Regions from separate parts of the Homo sapiens genome. Here region 2 is linked to region 1. The links are chromatin loops, found by intact Hi-C in ENCODE. Cell type or tissue: prostate gland. All regions are shown on one strand. Each heading gives the region's core, and the rest is flanking DNA. Links, peaks and the distances in the headings are about the cores only. Region 1 overlaps BHLHE40 (basic helix-loop-helix family member e40). Region 2 overlaps BHLHE40-AS1 (BHLHE40 antisense RNA 1).

The links. Hi-C counts contacts between places; a loop is a spot of excess contacts. Peaks named below come from ENCODE experiments on the same cell type or tissue, not always from the same donor. Only the 100,000 strongest peaks of a DNase experiment are listed, where the experiment ranks them.
Region 2: it touches region 1 in a loop (2.1-fold over the local background); 22 of 110 quality-filtered maps call a loop at or near these places.

Annotation. Positions count from the first base shown.
Region 1 is chr3:4,983,981-4,992,311 of GRCh38, reverse strand. It overlaps BHLHE40 (basic helix-loop-helix family member e40), which reads right to left. Exons shown (of 5, transcript NM_003670.3): 5 at 6,989-8,331. Among named protein-coding and RNA genes, the nearest start is that of BHLHE40-AS1, 8.2 kb to the right of the region's middle. RefSeq lists enhancers at 2,711-3,211, 4,829-5,726, 5,727-6,624, 7,613-7,672, 7,683-7,742 and 1 more. In prostate gland, for the core only: a CTCF peak has its summit at 5,172; DNase peaks (open chromatin) are centred at 2,771, 3,141, 5,261, 6,309 and 2 weaker places; H3K4me3 peaks cover 1,583 bases; H3K27ac peaks cover 6,435 bases.
Region 2 is chr3:4,892,208-4,900,541 of GRCh38, reverse strand. BHLHE40-AS1 (BHLHE40 antisense RNA 1) reads left to right here. Exons shown (of 3, transcript NR_125916.1): 2 at 1; 3 at 1,843-3,733. Among named protein-coding and RNA genes, the nearest start is that of BHLHE40, 83 kb to the left of the region's middle. In prostate gland, for the core only: no CTCF peak of the experiment used is centred there; a DNase peak (open chromatin) is centred at 4,531; H3K27ac peaks cover 4,550 bases.

The sequences.
Region 1 (8,331 bases), core at 332-8,331:
GCAATTCCATGTGGGAGTTTACCCCATAAATACTGTTATACGCTTGCAAAATGACCTGTGTATAAAATTACTCATTGCAACCCTGCTGGTGATAGCAAAAGATAAAAAATAATCCAGATGTTCATAATAGGGAACTAGTCAAGTAAATTATAGGACATCTATACAATGAGATACGCACAGTTGTGAAAAAGAATTAAAAGCCTTTCTATGTATTCACGTGGACAGCTCCTCAAGACATACTAAGTGCAGAAGAGTGTGAACAGCATGCTATTTTTGTGTGGAAAAAGGGGACAAATGACAGCCCACATCCATATTTATATGCACATGCCTAAATAAACTCTATTTTAAAAAACATTATTATTATTTTTTGAGACAGGATCTCACTCTGTCACCCAGGCTGGAGTGCAGTAGCAACGATCATGGCTCACTGCAACCTAGGCTCAAACTATCCTCCCACCTCAGCCTCCTGAGTAGCTGGGGTTACAGGCATGCACCACCACACCCTCGTAAGTTTTTAATCGTTTGTGGAGATGGGATCTTGCCATGTTGCCCAGACTGGTCTTGAACTCTTGGGCTCAAGTGATCCTCCCACCTTGGCCTTCCAAAGTGCTGAGAATACAGGTATGAACCAACATGCCTGGCCAATAAACTCTAAAGTAGTTAAAATAGTGCCTACTTGCCTGCTTGTGGGTGAGTTTGGTGAAGGCATAGAGACCAGGATGATGGATAGGGACAGGGAACAATTTCTTTTTTCAGATCACTTTTTTTTTTTTTTCTTTTTTGAGACGGAGTCTTGCTCTCACCCAGGCTGGAGTGTAATGGCGCGATCTCGGCTCACTGCAACCTCCTCCTCTCGGGTTCAACTGATTCTCCTGCCTCAGCCTCCCGAGTAGCTGGGACTACAGGCGCCCACCACCATGCCTGGCTAATTGTTGTATTTTTAGTAGAGACTGGGTTTCACCATATTGGCCAGGCTGGTCTCAAACTCCTGACCTTGTGATCTGTCCTCCTTGGCCTCCCAAAGTGCTGGGATCACAGGCATGAGCCACCGCACCCGGCCTCTGATCACTTTTTATATTTTTTAATTTTGAAAACAATCTATATTCTTATTTAGAGAACTAGTCTAAAAAATTGCCTTTTTATACTGTTAAATATTTTTAGGTATGATAATATTATAGTAATTTTATAACACTTATCTTTTAGAGATATATACTAAATATTTTAGAAATATTTACAAATGAAATTATATGATATCTGGATTTGCTTCAAAATAATACATGAGCAGGGGAAGTGGATGGGTATATATTACAGATGAAACTGACTTGGGCATGAATTAATGACTAATGAAGCTGGGAGACTGATAAGTGGAGGGTTCATTATGCTATTCTATCTACTTAAAAGAAAATTTATTGAGGTGAAATCTACATATAATTAACCATTTTAAAGTGAATAAGTCTATGCCATGTATTACATTCACAATGCTATGCAACCCCCCATGCCTAGTTCCAAAATATTTCTATCACTCCAAAGTGAAATCCCTGTACCCGTTTTATTCCCATTGTCTCCCTCCCTCATCCCTTGGCAACCATCAGTCTGTATTGTGTCTCTATGGATTTATTTATTCTGTATATTTCATATGAGTGGAACCGTGTAACGTGACTTTTTGCCAGCCTTCTTTCACTTAGCATAATGTTTTTGAGATTCATCCGTGTTGTAGCATATACCAGTACTTTATTAATTTTTTGCGGCTCTATAATACCTCATTGTATGTATACACCACAATTTGTTTATCCATTTATCTGTTGATTGACATTTAGGTTGTTTCCACCTTTTGACTCTTGTGAACAGTGCTATGAACACATGTGTCCATATATTTGTTTGCGTTCCTGTTTTCAATTCTTTTGGGTATATAACTCTTAGAAATGGCATTGGGTAATATGGTAATTCTATATTTAACTTTTTGAGGAAATGCCGAACTTTTTTCTATGGTAGTTTCATCATTTCACATTCCCACTGGCAATATACAAAAGCTTCAGACTTCTCCACATCCTCGACAACCTTTGTTATTTTCCATTGTTTTGTTGTTATTATTATTAATATCATACCCATCCTAGAGGGTGTGAAGTGGTATCTCACTGTGGTTTTGATTTGCATTTCCCTGATGACTAATGACATTGAACATATTTTTATGCACTTGTTGGCCATTTGTATATCTTCTTTGGAGAAACATCTATTGTTGTTTCTACTTTTGAATATGTTTTAAATTCTCCACAGTAAAAGAGATATAAAATATTAGATATTTTATTTAAAACTTTAAGAAACAGTTGTTTTGTTTTGTTTTTTTTTTTTCCATCTGAGAAGAGAGTGGTTTTTCCCTCCTTCTTCTCCTGCTTGGATTCCCCTGAGACCCTTGCCTAGTTCCCACCCCCACATCCCCATCCATAATTCGGTTTCAAAAAAACATATTTGCTCTTCCAACAAATAAGCACAAGTTTATTCCCTTTTGCCTCCTCAAAGGTGGGTGTGGGCGTGGGAGAACAGGGCCAGGACTTAGGGTGAGCAGAGGCTGGTTGCCCTACTTCCTTTGGTCCCAGCCTGAGGCTGGCACCCCTACCCAGCAGCCTTGTGACACCCTCATGTCCCACCTCCACATCTTTGCTGAGAATCCCCAGGGAAGGGAGGGCCCCATCTATAGTGGAAGAAACCTTCTGGGCCCAAATCCAGCCACATCACAAGACTGGATGGCCCAGCCGCGAGACGAGCATGTCAGTGGCTTCCATGGCCAATGGGAGAGGCTTCACCCGGCTCATGTTCTGCTGTGGTTGTCGGGCCAAACAGATGGCTGGGGATAAACAGGGGGTGGTGCTGGGTGGGGTGTGTGTTGGGGTGGCTTTGAATGGCCTCAGCCTCCCTCTGGATCCTAGGGAAAGAGGCCAGTGAGGTGAAGGCAGTGCTTGAGGAAGGGGCTGTCATTGGTGGCCTTCAAAACTTGTTTGTGATGTCTTTTCAGCAATAAAACTCTTGTTCAAACAAACGATTACAGTGGTAAGACACGAAAAGGAAGCTGTTCCTGCTGATGAAGGGTGAGAAACCTGGAGCCTTCCCTCCCTCCACGCCACGTGGCAGACACCTCAGGGAATGCTGGGTCTCAGGAGAACATGCCGATCCCGTTAACACACAGTCTTCATATGAAACCATGTGGGAACTCAACACATGCTGTCTCCTCTCTAACCTGAGATCCTGGCCCTGTTCCACAAAGCGAGGCAGCCTCTTATATACCCCTCACAAACCAAGTACTGGGGTGGTGGCCAAAGGGGAGAGACAGGCTAGGGTGTGGGTGGGCCGAAGAAATCTGAGAGGGACAGGAGCTGCGGTGGCCTGGTCTCTGAGCCTGCAGAGGCTCCCTTCCAGAGAGAGAGCTTGGAACTCAGTCTCTGCCTCCCTCCTTCTCTCCCTCCCTCCAGCAGAACTGCCCTGCCCCAGGGGGTTCATACCTCGCTAGTCCCCTAGGCCTACACCTTTCCTAATCTTAGGAGAGACATAAGAAAAGGAATCTCTCCCCTTCCCCGCAGAATACTTTTTTTTTTTTTTTAAACAGGGTCTCTCTCTGTCACCTGGCTGGAGTGCAGTGGCGCAATCATGCTCACTGCAACTCTGCCTCCTGGGCTCAAGTGATCCTCCCACCTCAGCCTCCCAAGTAGCTGGGACCACAGGCATGCACCACCACGCCTGGCTAATTTTTGTATTTTTTGTAGAGATGGGATTTCGCCATGTTGCCCAGGCTGGTCTCAAACTCCCAGCCTCAAGTGATCCTCCCACCTAGGCCTCCCAAAGTGCTGGGATTACAGGCATGAGCCACCGTGCCTGGCCCACAATACTTTGGTATAGTTGCTTCAAGCCCAGATTCTGGTTCTTCGCACAGTCAACCTATAGGGTGCCCCCCCACCGCCCCCCCCATAGTCCTTGATAGTCATGCTGGGTTAGTTTCTCTAACCAGAGGATGGGCCCATTCTTCGCTGTGAGATGGTGTGTGGGGACATCGGTAAGGAACAAATAAAGACTTGGGCAAATAACTTTATTCTGAGGTTGGTTATCTCAGCCACAGGCTGAGCATCATAGTACCTATTCCGCAGGGCTATTTGGAGGATTAAATGAGATAATGTGTATCAAAGCCCAACATGACAGGAGCTCAGCGTAGAAGCAGTTCCATACCAGAAAAAAGGATGGCTTTGTCCCTTAGGTGTCGTGTCACCTCAGATAAGGCATTTCCCCTCTTTGAACTCCAGTTTCCTCATTTGTAAAATGAGCATGTTTAAAATTTTTTTTACTTAAAAAAGGGGCATATTAATATCTACCCTTCACAGTTGCTATAAGTAGAGGCGATTCACATGACGTGGTTGATACCTGGCACAAAGAAAGTACTCAAAACAGGATAGTAATAATTGTAATTATTACTACTTTTACTATTATTAACTTAACTAGAAGGGCAGTGTGGTTTTATAGTTAAGCACATAAACTTTGCAGCCAAATTTCCTAGGTTTAACTTACAAGTCATCAATGGAGCTGTGTGACTTTGAGCAAATTACTTAACCTCTCTGTGCCTACAGTTCATTAACTGTATACTAATTTACCTACTTCATGGCCTTGCAGTGATAAAGAAGTTATTGTATGTAGAGCACTTTGCAGAGTGCCTGGCAAATAGTAAATGCCACAAACACATTTGCTGTAATTATTCTTAGTAATAAATATCCATATTTGTACTATTATAGTCATTAACAACTCGGCTCTGTGAAAGCCTTCTCCTTGGATCCAATTAAGGGACCCACAAACCAACAGATCCACCATCCTACAAAAGGTTTAGCCCCCTCAGAAGCTGTGTGACCTCGGGCTAGTTACCTCTCCTCTCTGAGCCTGCTTTTATTTATCTACAAAATGTGAATTGTAATAGTACCCATAATGATACTTCTAGGTTGTTTGACGTGCATTAGTGAGCGATGACCCGTGGGAAGCTTCTAGCTTCTAGTCAATTAAGCCCTGGTCCCCGTGCTCTGCCTAAATCCAGCTCCCTACCCCACCCAGTCCTCCCTCCCCACCGCCGACGGGGAGCGCTCGAATTCCCTCCTGCTGGGCGCGAGGGAGGGGGGGCGTCCCGTGCCCGCTGCCAGGCCCTAGTTCTGGGGGCCGAGCGATCCCAAGGCCTTGCCGAGCTTCCCCGGGGATCAGGTTTCTGCTGACGCGGTGCCAGGCACGTCTGCTTCCAGGAACCGGCAGCCGCTTTTAGCCGCGGGCCGCACATGAAAGGGCTGCAGTCGGAAACGTGACGTTGTGTCAACAGGCGGGGCAGGTCAGCGCTGGGTGAGACCATCCCGGCAGGCCCGGCGGATCACGCCCTGTCTGAAGGCGGCCAGATGCCCAGCCTCCGCTCCCCTGCCTCCTGCCACCTCTCCTTGGCCCCGGAGCCAGCGCTTCGCCCCCTGACACTCACACACCCCGCTTTTTAAACAGAAGTCCTCTTTGTCCGCAGTGGGCATTAGGCTGGGGTGCGCGCCCCTCCCCCGCACCTCCCTCTGAGCGCATTTGGATGCCGCTAGAACTGGGCTAGAAGAGAGGTTAAGGGCGAGCTGGAAGCAAAAAATGAAGTGGAGGGACAGCTGCAACTTGAGGCGCTGTTTGACAGGGGCAGGTTCCCATAGCGGGATTCTGGGTTGACTGTGTGTGGAACCCTCAAATCTTTTTTTTTAGTTCAGGTTGCTCCAACCACTTCCTCCTTTCCCCAAAGCTACTCCTCCTGCAGTGGCCTGGGAAAAAGAGAGGGTTATGCAAAAAGAGTTTGGTCTTGATTTTTCAACCCCCGGCTATATCACCAGGGTAAGTTTGATTTGTTGGGTTTTTTCCAAAAAAGTCTAGCTAGAGAGGTCTGGCAACTCATGGAGCAATTGAGGTGTTTCACAGGCATGAGACCTGGAAGCCCAGGCGTTGGGCTGGGAGAAAGAGTGGCTTACAGAATTTGCCATCTGCCTGCTCTGGGACTTGTGAGAAGGGCTCGGAATTCTTATTTTATCTAGTCAAAAGCAGGCGTGGAGAGGGAGGTGATAGACCACCAGCTATTGATGCCAGGCTTCCACCTCCTGGTCCCGGCTCCTTGCACAACAGCCTGTGGCCTGGGGACAGTTACGTGCATTCCATATGCATCCAGCACAAGCAGACAATGCTCACTTTCACCTGCTGGCCCATCAGGAGACAGGGAAGGTGACATGTGAAGCAAACAGTCTTCATGGTCAGGTGGAGCCTCTGCCTGGCTAAGAAATCCCTAGGGGCAGCTTCCCTGCTGTACTCCAGACAACCAGGGAGTCCTGGCAGACTGGGATGCTTTGGGAGCCGGAGCGTGTTGAGTCAGGCGCTGGCCATCAGGAAACATCAGGACACCTCTGACAGGGAGTATCCCACAGGAATGTTGCAAATCAAGGCAAAGGAGAGAGGCAAAAATACACGACAGGGTCATTTCCCACCTTTCCCATGGAATTTTTTTTTTTTTTTTTTAAATAAGAGCACTTGTCGAAGGAACACCCAATATGCATTCACGCACAAACATACCGGAGAGGAAGTCCAGGAAGGATGTAGAAAATAATTATGGAATGTTGCCTCCAGCAGGAATAAGACAGGATATGGCAAATCCATTAGACCTTGCTAGATTTGAAAAAGCTAGACTGCTTTGGCAAAGAGGTGCTATCCTAGCATCAATTAGTATTGCATAATAATCCAGTAAATCTTTTCTCAATGTGCCTCTCCCTCCAGCAGGCTCCCCAGACACTGCTGCCCACGGTGTCATACCTTGGTTTTCTGTCAAGTTCCAAGGACCACGATGAAAGCAGGCAGGGGAAAATATGCTTTTTACTTAACTCTGGAAAGAGGTAGAGGATGATCATGAACCCCTGGCAAGGGTTAAACAAAAATTGAACCAATATTTACCTGCCAGGTTGACTAAGCTTATTCTGATTGAATACAAAGCACATGAAAAGCTGAATGAAATTACACTGAGATTAACTGGTTTGCTTCAGCCAAGAAAGAAGGACATGGGAGTCAGCCATATCACACCAAGTGAGCTATTTTAAAAAACTCAGGAGACCATCTTTCTCTTCCACAGGAAAAGAATTATTTTATTAAGTATTTTAAAACAACTACTTAACATTTACTCATAGATAAAAATATTTACAATTTTACACCTTCAGGAAGGCTCCAAAATATAAACACTGTACCTCTCCCTAGAGAAAAAAAAAATTATTCTTCTCTTCAAAAACAGGAATACATTCATTTTTTCTCACTGTGTGAATCAAGTAATTATACAAATAAACATCTGAAACATTTTCCTTTTTAATATATTTATATAATATATATTTATAACAGCTTTACAAATAAAGGCAACGACTTAATACCAAAATAAAAACAGGAAAAGAAAAAGTTAAAACACGATCAGCAATCAGGCATAGTGCATTTTGAAAAGCTGCTGCGGAGCTGGCTGGACACATCGGGAAAACAAGTACTCTGGACCAAAAATAAAACTTCTTTGAAGGAGACGGAATCCTTTTTAGCAATAAGGACACTCCATATGCCGTTGGGCAAGAGGAATTAGCCTACAGAAAGGATCTGGCGGTGCCAAGGCTTGGTTAGGCCTTTGAGAAGCTAAGCTTGGTTAAAAGGAGTTTTAGGATGGAATTGAAAACTGAGTCTAGTTCTGTTTGAAGGGGGCAGCTTTTTACTCAGCTTTGTGCACTTTGGGGTGCTCGCTCGGGGTGTCCGCATTTCTCAGACCTTGGTTTGGTTCCCTGCACAGTAAGTACTAATGGTTAGGCCTAGAAACAGGTGCCAGAAGCCCAGGGAACTCCTCCCTCCCTCCGGGGCAGCTCAGCTTGTACAAGGGGCCCATTTTCAGTTCCTTAGTAAGCTAATCACTACGAAAGCCTGAGTAGGGAACTACATTCTCTTTATTCTTCCGAGGCAGGGGTGGGGAGCAGACCTGCGGAAACCTCCCCAAACCACTACCGTGCTATGCCAGTGCCTGCTACCTCCCCATGTTAGCAGAAAGCTCGGTCTGACTGCTCTCTCTCCCCGACGTCTGGTGAGTCACGTCGACAATAAAGGCAAAAGGGTGGGGTCCTAACAGCTGGTTGGGAGCTGAGCCCTGGAAAGCCCTCTTTTGAAAGTACCTTCTGATCAAAGCCACAGACCCAGCTCCCAAACTGAAGAGTGACTCACAGACCAAGACTTTGAAGCTTTTGAAAATCCAGCTGATGTGTATCGAAGGGGGCTATTCTCTGGGTGGGGAAAAGCCCA
Region 2 (8,334 bases), core at 307-8,306, 92 kb after region 1:
GGTGAGTAAAACCATCCCTGCCCCTAATCAATTTACAATCTGCATCCTCAGGGCAAGAGCCTAGTAAGCAAAAGGCAAAATAAGATGGCGCCAGATAAGGGCTTCAAAGGAAGAGAGACCAGGTTTGGTGGGGAAATAGGGGGTGGCTTCTTAGCAGGTTTTCTTTAGATGAACCTTGAAGATAAAAAGAGATTTTGATGAATAAGGGTGGGTGAGATGCAGAGGGGGTCAGCGCTGTGTCCTGGAACCAGTGAGTGATTCCATTTCAGAAGCACCCGGGGAGGCTAAAGGGTAGATTCTAAGGCCAGAAAGAGAGGAGAAGGTCGTAGGCTGGAGACCATGATGAGGAGTGTATACAGAGGGAGAGAGGAGAGATTCCTGCACTTAGAGGCCAAAAGGACAACAATTTGCACTTTTACTTTGGTGTCGGAAAGAACCGTAGTCTCATATGGTTACACGGAAGTGTTTTATGATAATCAGTGAAAAATGAGGAAAATAGTCTCTCTTAGGCTGAGCACCTAGGAAATGAGTGGCTCTTGGCTGTAAGTCAATGAACAGCATTAATATATGCAGTTACCAAGTCATCATTAACACATAAAGCACTGCAGGGTTTCAATCGATTCATCAGAATTCTTGAAAGTCCTATTTTAAGGCAGTTCAAACAGAGGCGAGGCAGCTGAACCTGGTGAGGCTGCCAGGAACAGCGAGTTCTGCCTCTGAATTTGCTCCTGACTCAGTGCCTGACCTTGGGCAAGCACTCAACGTCTCACTATCTCAGTTTCCTCAGCCATAAAATGGGGATAACAGACCTTAGCCACCTCATAGGAGTGTCATAAATGTCTGCAAAAACCTTTCAAGGTAAGTGCTCCTGGAAACGGACAAGGTGGGGAGGGTTCTTTTTCAATCGTCTAGGCGGGAAAATGAGGTTATCAAAATTAAAATAGGAGACTACTTTGTGAAACAGAAATGATTGTGGATAAATGATGCAAAGCCGACAGATGATTAAAGGTACCCATAGTCTACCAGTTAAAATCTCTGTCAGGATTTTCTAAATTAACGTCAGGACATCTTCTTTGTTGTTGTTTAAGGATGGAAGAGAATATTAAAAATCAGACAGGACCACCTTAGGGTATGTGGTCTCACATATCTGTTCTATTTGCTTTTTCGAAGCTTAGAATATTCTGCTCAATTCTCTGGGTATTACTCAGTTATAAAGGTGCAGAGGGATGCATCTCCTTCTGCACTTTCTTTACTCTGTAGATTTTCCTAATCTGTCCTAGAGAGGGACTGTGGCAGGGTCTGCAGACAGAAGGGCTGCCTTGTAGCCAGCCATCTTTGTATGACCTCTGCCATTGGCCGTTGGTGGCCGAGAAAGACACTGAAGTCTCTCGAGAAAGCTGAAGACCCAACCCTGAGATGTACCCACACTGCACCTGGAGCAGACAATTGGGCTAGAAGACAAGTTCTGCTCTGCTCTGGAAAGTGTGAGTGGTAAAATATTTATTAGGATCCTGCTGAGAAGACTTGCCATTTTAACCTTCTCTCTCTCTCTCTCTCTCTCTCTCTCTGTCTCCTTTTCTTTCTTAAATAAATTTTTACCTTACAGTTGTCCAGAGAGGAAAGACAGGCCAAAATAGTTCAGTATGCTGTCTTACTGGGAGGACAACAGCTTAAGCCACAAAGCCCTGAGTTTGACCCTAGAACTCTGTGGCTACTGGTGACTCATCTTGAAAATTATCAGATTGAATCTTCTCTACCGGTTTGATAACAACTGATGAGTGGAAAAAGAACGCCAATCAAATGTGCATGCTTAATAAGCAGCCTCCTTATTCCCCTCTGCAGATTTGTGCTTGGATCATCTACACTTCCCTGAATGTTGAAGAAGATATGCTATCCATGCAATCCTTGTCGACTGCTTGATTAAAAAGTGGATAAACTGTCTTCAGGCCCTTGGAGTATGGTGTCTGTGTGAAGAAGGGAATGAGGCAGAAGTAGCAGTCAGTGGTGGCTGAAGTAGGAGAAAGTGCTTGCTAATGAAATCTTGATTTTTCTGTGGCTTTTCTGTGCAATTGGGTGGCTAAGTAGGAAAGCCATTGGAGCTTCACTGTATCAATTCTGCCTTTCTTGTTTTTTGGAACTCCAATTCACCAAGGCTCCCTGCCACCCTATCCATCTATAACTTTTCATCACTTTTTCCTCAAAGTAAGAAGTGTGTCCCAGAAAATGTGCCTTTGTGACTCAGCAACATTTCAAATCCATCTGAGCCTTCCCAGCGTTCCAAAAGAAATACTGATTTGAATTCAGCTGCTTAAAAAACCAGTCTCTAAGCAGACAGCTTGAAACTTCCTTACAGCAATAGTTTAGGCTTTGGAGGGGAAATTGGTTTGTTTTTAATTGTTTTAATTTTTCATTCAATTCATTTGCCGCCTGATTATATATGATCTTTTGAGCCCAATACTCTGCTAAATTAACCTTGACTTTCTTTCTCTCTTTCTCTCTCTCTCCTTCTCTCTTTCTTCCTTTCTTTCTTTCTTTTTGACAGAGCCTTGCTCTGTCGCCCAGGCTGGAATGCAGTGGCACAATCTCAGCTCACTGTAAACTCCGCCTCCAAAGTTCAAGCAATTCTCCTGCCTCAGCCTCCTGTGTAGCTGGGATTACACACGCCAGCCACCATGCCTGGCTAATTTTTGTATTTTTAGTAAAGATGGAGTTTCACCCTCTTGGCCAAGCTGGTCTCGAACTCCTGACCTCAACCTTGGCCTCTCAAAGTGCTGGGATTACAAGCATGAGCCACCATGCCTGGCCTTACCTTGATTTTTTTTTTTTGAGACAGAGTCTCACTCTGTTGCTCAGGCTGGAGTGTAGTGGCTCGATCTTGGCTCACTGCAACCTCCATCTCCCGGGTTCAAGAGATTCTCCTGCCTCAGCCTCCCAAGTAGCTGGGACTACAGGTGTGGGCCACCACGCCTAGCTAATTTTTTATATGTTTACTAGAGACAGGGTTTCACCATGTTGGGCAGGCTGGTCTTGAACTCCTGACCTCAGGTGATTCACCTGCCTCGGCCTCCCAAAATGCTGGGATTACAGGTGTGAGCCACCACACCCGGCCCCTACCTTTGATTTTTAAGTCAAGAGGGAACAAGTCGAAATTTCTATTCAGGTAAACTGTATACCTTTGGACACTGAATCACTTTTAGAACCCCAGTAAAAATCATGTATGAATGACCCACAATTTCACTCCAACAGGAAGGTGTGTATATGTGCACAAAAACATTAGATTGTTCACACCGGTGCTATTCATAATAGTCAAAAACTGGAAACAACTCAAACATCCATCAACTGTAGAATGGATAAATAAATCATGATATATTCATACCATGGAACATAACAGTGACAATAAATGAACCACTGCTACACACAACAGATATGAATTTCACAAACAGAATGCTGAGCAACAGAAGCCAAACACAGAAGGATACACATTTATAAATCCATTTGTATGAAGTTCATAAACAGACAAAATTAGTCAGTGGAGATTATTCTCATAGAAGTCTGAAGGGTAGTTGTCTTTAGGGAGGGGGATATAGTGACTGAGGTGGGTATAAGGGGTTTCTGGGGTTTGGTGATGGTACACCAGCATATTCACTCTGAAAACTCATTGAGCTGTGCAATAATGATTTTTCAAACTTTTATATGTGTATGATAATGCTTCAATAAAGCTTTGCTTAAAAACACGCATAGTCATTGCTATGGTGTGAATGTTTGTGTGCCCCCGTTCACCAAATTCATAGGTTGAAATCCTAACCCCCAAGGTGATGATATTAGGAGTTGAGGTATTTGGTGATGATTAGATCATGAAGGTGGGGCTCTCATGAATGAGATTCATGCCCTTATGAAAGAGGCCAAGGGAGCTGGTTCACCCCCTTCTGCCACGTGAGGACACAGTGAAAAGATGGCCATCTATGAACCAGTAAATGGGTTCTCACCAGAGACAGAATCTGCCAGCACCTTGGTCTTGGACAGGTCAGCCTCCAGCAGAGTAAGAAAATTAAATTCTATTTATAAGCCACACAGTTTATGGTATTTTACTACAGCAGCCCAAATGGACTAAGAGAGTCATTATTATCAGGTATAGTTTAGTGTTACCACTTTTCATCAGAATGAAACTGATCAAATATTGTGTGAATGCTTTTGAGGTGCAAATGATAGGAGACCCAACTCAAAATGATCGAAGGGATTGGAAAACTTTTCCTTTAAAGGAATAAATAGTAAAGATTGTAGTTTCTGCAGGCCATGTGGCCTCTTGTCTTAACTACTCTGTGTTGTTGCATGAAAACACCCATAAACAATGGGTAAACAACTGAACATGCCAGGGTTCCAATAAAACTTTACCTGCAAAAACAAGTGGTGAGCAGGATTTGTAGTTTGCTGACCTCTAGTTTAAACAATCACTGAATTTACCATCATACTAGTAACAAGAAGTTCCAGGCAACGTAAGCTTCAGGGTTAGTTGATTCAGCAGCTTCACATCTCAATCCAGGAACTCAATTCATTCCATCTGCTTGCTCAGCTTTGTGCGGGCTGTGTTCCCAGTCTTGGTCTCTCCCGGTCATGAGATGACCACAGCCCCCCACACATCATGTCTTCACATAAGAGTGTCTAAAGGCCACAAATGTCTCTTTCCTGTGTCCCCTTTCTAGGAGCATGGAAAGCTTTCTTTCTTTCTTTCTTTCTTTCTTTCTTTCTTTCTTTCTTTCTTTCTTTCTTTCTTTCTTTCTTTCTTTCTTTTTTTTGAGACAGTCTTGTTCTGTCACCCAGGCTTGAGTGCAGTGGCGTGATTTTGGCTCACTACAACCTCCACCTTCTGGGTTCAAGCGATTCTCTTGCCTCAGCCTCCAAGTAAGTAGCTGGGATTACAGGCACCCGCCACCATGCTCGGTTAATTTTGTATTTTTGGTAGAGACAGGGTTTCACCATGTTGGTCAGGCTGGTCTCAAACTCCTGTCCTCAGGTGATTGGCCCATCTGCAGCCTCCCAAAGTGCTGGGGTTACAGGCCTGAGGCACCGCGTCTGGCAGGGAAAGCTTTTTTAGATGCCTCCTAAAAGATTTGATTCACTTCCTAAGACTGAGAAAGCAGGTGAGGTGTGTGTGTGAGTGGTTGTTTTTAGGCAGGCAACCCACATCGTGATCTGCATTCATTTCCTATTGCTATGTAACAAATTGCCACATAGCTCGCAGCTTAAAACAACATACAAACTACCTCCCAGTTTCTGTGGCTCATCCAAGCAACGCTTGAGGTCCTCCATGCAGGGTCTCACAAGGCCACAATCAAGGTGTCACGAGGCTTTTCTTCTGGGGCGTGGAATCCTCTTTCAAGCCTATGTAGTTGTTGGCAGAATCCAGTTCCTTGCAGCTGTGGGATGGAGGTCCCTGTTTTCCTGCTGGCTGTCAGCTGGGGGTCACTCTTGGCTCCTAGAAGCCACTCACAGTTCCGTGCCCACCACATGCCCCTCGCCATGAGACACCTCACTTCTTTAAGCTCAGCTGGAGAATGGCTCTATCCAATTTGCTAAGAGGGTCTCATATAATGTAATCTAATCAAAAGAGTGAAATGGATTATATTCACAGGTCCTGACTGCAGTCGAGGGAGGGGGATTAAACAGCACACAGGAGCACCCCCAAGAGACCCAACTCAAAATGGTTTAAGCCAGAGGCTGCAAACTTCCTACAAAGGGACAGATAGTACAGATTGCAGGTCTTTCAGGTCATCCAGCTTCTCCTCTCAACTACTCTGTGTTGTAGCACAAAAGCAGCCATAGATAATACATAAAAGCAAATGGACATGTCTGTGTTCTTTTTTAAAATTATTTTTATTTTTTGAGACGGAGTCTTGCTCTGTTGCCCAGGTTGGAATGCAATGGCACAATCTCAGCTCACTGCAACCTCTGTCTTCTGGGTTCAAGCGATTCTCCTGCCTCAGCCTCCTGAGTAGCTGGGACTACAGGTGCGGGCAACTACACCTGGCTAATTTTTGTATTTTTACTGGAGACAGGGTTTTGCCGTGTTGGCCAGGTTGGTCTTGAACTACTGTCCTCAAGGAATCTGCCCACCTCAGCCTCCCAAAGTGTTGGGATTACAGGCGTGAGCCACTGTGCACAGCAACATGGCCGTGTCCTAATAAAACTCAAGTGAACTTGGAGGCCATCCCAGAATTCTGCCTAATGATAGCTCTCACCTGAAAAATTAAATCAGATAATATAACAGTAGAACACTACACACTTAGAAGAGGAAATATGCTGTATTTGGCATATTCTTTGCTTGGAGGATAGACATTTAAAACACAGCTCCTTAAAACACAAAGTTTTTTTTTGTTTTAACTTTTATTTTAGGGGTACATGTGATGGTTTGTTACATAGGTAAACTCATATCACTGGGGTTTGTTGTACAGATTATTTCATCACCCAGGAATTAAGCCCAGTACCCAATAGCCATCTTTTCTAATCCTGTCCCTCCTTCCACCCTCCACCATCGAGTAGACCCCGGAGTCTGTTGTGTTCTGAAGACCCCAGTCCTTCTTTGTGTTCATAGGTTCTCATCATTTAGCTCTCACTTATAAATGAGAACATGTGGTATTTGGTTTTTTGTTTCTGCATTAGTTTGCTGAGGATAATAGCCTCCACCTCCATCCATGTTCCCCCAAAAGACATGGTCTCGTTCTTTTTTATGGCTGTGCCGTATTCTATAGTGTGTATGTACCACATTTCTTTATCCAATCTGTCACTGATGGGCATTTAAGTTGACTTTGCTATTGTGAATGTAAAAATGTTTTTGTTAGTGTGAAGAGTGCTGCAATGAACATTCATGTGCATGTGTCTTTGTGGTAGAATGATTTCTATTCCCCTGAGTATATACCCAGTAATGGGATTGCTGGGTTGAATGGCAGTTCTGCTTTTAGCTTTTTGAGGAATCGCCATCCTGCTTTCCACAATGGTTGAACTAATTTACACTCCCATGAACAGTGTATAAGCATTCCCTTTCCTCTGCAACCTCACCAGACTGTTGTTTTTTTACTTTTTAATAATTGCCATTCTGACTGGGTGTGAGATGGTATCTCATTGTAGTTTTGATTTGCATTTCTCTAATGATCAGTGATATTGAGCTTTTTTCATGTGCTTTTTGGCCACATGGATGTCTTCTTTTGAAAAGTGTCTGTTAATGTTCTTTGCCCACTTTTTAATGGGGCTCATAAACACAAAGTTAACCTGAAAGTCCTGAAGAATCAATTTTTTAGTTTTGCTCTTGTTGCCCAGGCTGGAGTGCAATGGCGCAGCCTCGGCTCACTGCCTCCTGGGTTCAAAGGATTCTCCTGCCTCAGCCTCCTGAGTGGCTGGTATCACAGGCACGCACCACGATGCCTGGCTAATTTTTTATTTTTAGTAGAGATGGGGTTTCACCATGTTGGTCAGGCTGGTCTTGAACCCCTGACCTCAGGCGATACACCCTCCTCGGTCTCCCAAAGTGCTGGGATTACAGGCATGAGCCATTGCGCCCAGCCTGGATTCTGGCTTTTACTCTATGCTTCAAAGCATACTCCAAGATTATATTTAAAGATTATCTAATGGCTTATTCTAGTGCTCTCATGATTTTATTTCCCTTTTGCTCTTTCTAAAAATGTTAATTCATCTGGAATTTATCATGGTGAAACATGTAAGGCTTGGATACAACTTTCTCATTTTTTTCCCCAGAGGGCTACTCAGTTGCTCTGACATTGTTTATTGAACAGACTATCCTTTTCCATTGGTAAGTGGTGGCATTTTATCATATACTAAATTTCTTTTTGTATTTGAGTCAATTTCTGGACTTTGCATTTATAATTCATCGAGTTGCCTTGTCTATTCATATACCATACCCTTTTACTTTTAGAGCTTTATACTATATTTTAATATCTGATACAACTAAAAAACCCTTGTTTTTTTATTTTCAGGATTTCTGAATATTCTTGCTTCTTTATTTTTCCATATTATAATGAGCTTGTATAGTTTTTAAAAGTCCTTTTTTAAAATTGAGCTTTTGCATTATAGATTGGGAATAATTGACATCTTTACATAGTTAAGTCTTTTTATCTAAAAATACATACATCCTTCCATTAGTTCAAGTTTTCTTCTGTGATCCTCAGTGGCATTTTAAAGTCTTTTCATATAGCTCTTGTTCACTTCTTAAGCTTAGGAATTTAGTCTTTTTGTTCTACTATAAATAGGGCCCTTCTATTTTTAACCCCATGTTGTTTCAACGATTCTTAAAAGCCAAAAAAAGCATTTATTCTATCTTAATAA